Linked DNA regions of Homo sapiens: region 2 is linked to region 1. A link is an interaction called in ENCODE POLR2A ChIA-PET data of the cell type or tissue named here. Cell type or tissue: CD4-positive, alpha-beta T cell. All regions are shown on one strand.

The links. Peaks named below come from ENCODE experiments on the same cell type or tissue, not always from the same donor. Only the 100,000 strongest peaks of a DNase experiment are listed, where the experiment ranks them.
Region 2: POLR2A ChIA-PET joins it to region 1 with 5 read pairs; 3 of 35 experiments call an interaction of 5 or more read pairs at or near these places.

Annotation. Positions count from the first base shown.
Region 1 is chr7:77,353,185-77,355,684 of GRCh38, reverse strand. GSAP (gamma-secretase activating protein) reads left to right here. Exons shown (of 31, transcript NM_017439.4): 15 at 38-130; 16 at 255-472; 17 at 2,044-2,113. Among named protein-coding and RNA genes, the nearest start is that of GSAP, 62 kb to the left of the region's middle. In CD4-positive, alpha-beta T cell, no CTCF peak of the experiment used is centred here; a DNase peak (open chromatin) is centred at 964.
Region 2 is chr7:77,501,797-77,504,296 of GRCh38, reverse strand. No RefSeq gene overlaps it. Among named protein-coding and RNA genes, the nearest start is that of PTPN12, 34 kb to the left of the region's middle. In CD4-positive, alpha-beta T cell, no CTCF peak of the experiment used is centred here; no DNase peak of the experiment used is centred here.

The DNA of each region.
Region 1 (2,500 bases):
ACCACATGTAGATGATGTAAATCTTTCTCTTCTATAGACTATTATGTGGCTGTTTACTTACCTGGTCATTTCTTCCACCTACTTAATGTTCAACATCCAGACCTGATCTGCCACAATCTCTTTCTGACAGGTACGGCTATAGTTTTTCTCTTGTAGAGGTGGCCCATTTGAGTTTGTTTTGACTTTAATATCTATGTTTGGGTGAAAGGAGTTTCTTCTATTTGCTGATCTACTGTTTTTTTTTTTTTTGCCAGGAAATAATGAAATGATTGATATGCTACCTCATTGCCCTTTACAGTCATTGTCAGGGTCCCTGGTATTGGATTGTTGTTCTGGAAAGCTCTATAGAGCACTGCTCAGCCAGTCGTCTTTATTACAGCTTCTGCAGAACACTTGCTTAGACTGTGAGAAGATGGCTGCGTTGCACTGCGCGCTCTACTGCGGTCAAGGTGCGCAGTTCCTGGAAGCCCAGGTGAGAAGATAGCTCATGTTTTAAAATGGGCAGATAGACGACACTGAACATATTTATTTTGTGGTTGAAAATGGTCAGGAGTTATTTTTATTTAGTAACAATTAATTGAGGTGTGTGGCCTTGCTGCTGACATCGTCATCTTTTGCGCTGCTTTTTTATGGATCCCTACCAGGTCTCACACTCAGGGTGTTTCTGTTCTTTTGGGTACCCCCTTTTCCATATTGGGAATAAAAGTTTAGCTATGTCAGTAATATTTCAATGAAGAGCTCAGTAAATAATGCGTTTCTTAAATATCTACTTTTTCTCCTGGTCTGTATTTGATCTATAATTATCAAAAGGACTAAAATCTGGTGGCAGATATTTATTACATTTGTAATAAAAATAGCTTACATTTGTATTTCACATTAGAGTTTATTAAGTACTTCCACGTGCATTCTGTGTTATTTTACAGCTATCCTGTGAAGTCAGAAAAATCTCTTTATCAGATGTGGTTAAGATCAAAGAGTGGCTGGTTAACTACAAAAAAAAAAAAAAAGACATTAGACGTTTTATTTTAACCTGAAACATAACAATGTACATTATTCACCCATGTTTTGACTCAAGCCTTTCTTTGTGCATCTGCTAATTGAAGTTCAACATCATTTTTCATGCATAAAAGCACTAGTAATGAGTTACCTCTAACTTCCTGTTACTTTTTAAAAATTTTTATTTCTAAGGATATAGTAATTTAAAGACCCTTACAAAGCAAGCTGTGTATACCAGGCATTTTTTACCCAATCTTTTTTAGTTGTTTCCCCTAAACCTAATTTTCTAGTGTTTTAGAGACATGCCTTTGACTCTTTACAAAGCATTCAACTTTTACTGACCCAATGACACTCTCTGCATCCACATTTTACTTGTCGATAGTAATATCGTATTACCTAATTTTGAAAATAAGTACAATAACATAAATCGGTTTTGAATTAAACAGCTTACTGGTAGGAGCAGAAGTGCAAGTGTGCACCATGGTTAGGCGTGCCTTATAATATCTGTCAGTGCTGAGATGGAAAACATTCCTCTAGCAGGTGAGGATGATTATGGAGATGAGCGAGTTGATGGTATAGCAGGGATTATCCCTCCCTCAGGAGGCAGTACAGTGATGCTCACAAAGGTTAACTGGTGTGTCCGTATTCACACCCAGGACCCAGCTGGAATTCACACCCAGCTCTGCTGCCCTCAAGCCTAGTGGTTTTGTTTTTCTTTTTTTCCTGTATCCCACGGCTCTTTCCACTGGTGCTTTGCTATAACATGACCTATTCTTGCACAAACGTTAGGTTGAGGAACGTTTATTTGGTTTCCAGCCAAGGAGATTTATTAAAAAGATGTATAAAAAGGATCTCACTTATAAAATACCGTTTTACCTACCCAGAATTGCATTATGTATCTTGAAGATAGTATAGAAGTGAGTATATTCTTAGGCAATTCTAAAATAGGTATAGAATGCAAAAGATTCATGTATATTTGTACTTCTTTGGTAGTGGAGGCAGAGAGCAGATTTAAATACCAACAGAGTTCTGTCTGACTTTTTAAAGATTATTCAGTGGATTTCTGAGAATGTCTCTGCCTGCCATTCATTTGACCTCATTCAGGAATTTATAATTGGTAAGTGTTGCTGATGTTGCAGCTTAAGTTGAATACTTGACCTTTTTGCTTGAGGGAAAGCAGTAAATTGATAGTGAATGCCTCAACCTGTCCAAATGCTACTTTGGAGCACATTAAAAAAAAAAAACAAAACTCTATCGGAGTCAGCAGCTAATTAAATTTCATTCTCTTGTGGTTTTCTAAGAAACTATGGCTGTACAGAGATTGATGAGATACAAGATAGGATCTTGATTCTATAACCTTATTAGTGATTTTTTTTTCCAGTAAGATGTAACTTTCTTAGCCCAGTTTTGTGTTGGCTGGTTTCGTATGAAATGATATAATGTCATTTGGGTAGATATGGTACTAAGTTATTCTTCTCATTGTAAAAAGCAGAACCTGAACATT
Region 2 (2,500 bases), 150 kb before region 1:
AAAATAAGACAGGAGTGGTGAAGAAGTAGAAAGAGAACAATGTTCTCTTGTATGTTGGTCTGCCACTAAATGCAATGTTAGATGACTGATTTCTATAGTTAATGAATGGTAATAGTAGCTAACATTTTTGATCCTTTATATGCATTATTTCATTTGAATTAATACATATAACAACTCTATAAATTAATTATCATTCATTCTGATTTACAGATATCCAAGGTCACATAGCATGCAAGTGGCAGAGTTGACATTTAGACACAGGCATTTAAATTTTAGAATTTGAACTGTTAATCATAAAGCCTATGATACCTTCGATTTACAACATATACTAAATAATATACCAGTATATTATTTGTAAGTGAAGAGTCGAGTAAATACTGTGTTTAAGGACAAAAAAAAAAAGAGAGAAAGAAATCAGCTGTTTTGAGCAAACATATGTCAAACACTGTACTGGGTGCTTTCCTTATATTATCTCATTTATTTATTTATTATTTGAGGCAGAGTCTCGCTCTGTTGCCCAGGCTGGAGTGAAATGATGGGATCTCAGCTCTCTGTAGCCTCTGCCTCCCAGGTTCAAGCGATTCTCCTGCCTCAGCCTCCCAAGCAGCTAGGACTACAGGTGCATGCCACTGCGCCTGGCTAATTTTTGTATTTTTAGTAGAGACAGGGTTTCACCATGTTGGCCAGGCTGGTCTCCAACTCCCAACCTCAGGTGAACTGCCCACCTCAGCCTCCCAAATTGCTGAGGTTACAGGGGTGAGCCACTGCACCTAGCCTTATAATTTAATTTAATTTAATTTTCAAATCACCTGTTACAAATCACCTCCTACAAAATAGGTACAATGTTTCAGTCCCATTTTATAGATATGGCAACTAAAATTCAAAGAGCTTAGATAACTTACATGAGGTAGCTTCAGGTCTGTCTGACAGTAACATTGATGCTGTTAATCACCGTGAAGTGCTGCCTACATATTCACAGTTGTGTTTCAACACTGAACAAGGTATTTGCAATTTTTGGTAACATTTCTAGGTTAAGTCAACTTTTAGCTTTCTACATTTTTTAATTTTATTCAAAACATTTACAGGTTTATCATATTGCCTACAAATGTCACTTAGAGAATGGAGAATCATTTTAATATTAAAACATAATAAAAATTATTATATTTGCTCAGAAATCATCTGATACTTTAAGATATGCTAAAGCTAACTATAAATGACTTTTAAATTATGCTATTCTGGATAATTCACAACAGTATTCCCTTCTGTTAATGGAAATGTAAAATTAATAGCATCTTTTAAATCCAGAGTTTATGTAAAGTGCAGTCACAAATCACAATTAATAACCATGCCCCTCTAACTAATGTTTTCCTCATTTGAGTTTTGGATGTCACAAAATACCAGAATTATAGAATCTGAAAGCTGGGCAAAAGTTCTTAAAATTACGTAGTCTAACATCATTTTACAGATGAGGAAACTGAGGCTTCAAGAGGTTAAAATAATTTGCCCAAAGTGATGAAACAGGTAGTGCCAAGGAGTGGCTGGAGGAGGCCTTCCTACTGTCAGCCCTCACCCAGCCATATTAAACATAATACCGTCTAAATAAGTAAACACACTATCTAAATAGAAATGAGCTTGCTATGTAATAAAACTTGAAGACCCTAAAATCTATTGGAATCCCCCCCCCCAAATCACTTCAGATTTACTTAGATAAAAACAGTGTGCTTGTGTGCAATCACAGATCATATCGCGGTTTTTTTTTTTTTTTTTTTTTTTTTAGACGAAGTCTTGCTGTCGCCCAGGCTGGAGCGCAGTGGGGCGATCTCAGCTCACTGCAACCTCCGCCTCCTGGGTTCAAGCAATTCTCCTGTCTCAGCCTCCTGAGTAGCTGGGACTACAGTTGCACACCACCACACCCAGCTCAGTCATGCCAGTGGTCATTCGCTTTCTACATATATTTTCAATGAACGAAATAAAGTAAAATACACTCATTATAAATAGTTTTTTAAAGAATGTAAAGGCTGAGCATGGTGTCTAATGCCTGTAATCCCAACACTTTGGGAAGTTGAGGAAGGAGCCCAGGAATTCGAAACCAACCCGGGCAAAATAGGGAAACCCTGCTTCTACAAAAAAAAAAAAATTTTTTTAAAGTAGCCAGGCATGGTGGTGCACACCTGCAGTCCCAGCTACTTGAGAGGCTGAGGTGGGAGGATCACTTGAGCCTGGGAGGTAGAGGCTGCACAAGCTGTGTTTGGGCTACTGCACTCCAGCCTGGGTGACAGAGCGAGACTCTGTCTCAAAAATAAATAAATAAAATTAAAAAAACGTAAAATACATAAAGAGTGAAAATCTCTCTTAACCTCCCATTCAATTCTGCTTTAATATGATTTTTCCAGATACTTTTTAATCTGTTTTTAAAACATTTATAAATGTTATATATCTCTCTGTACATATATATGTATGTGTATATATCTATACATGCACACATATGTATGTATGTGTC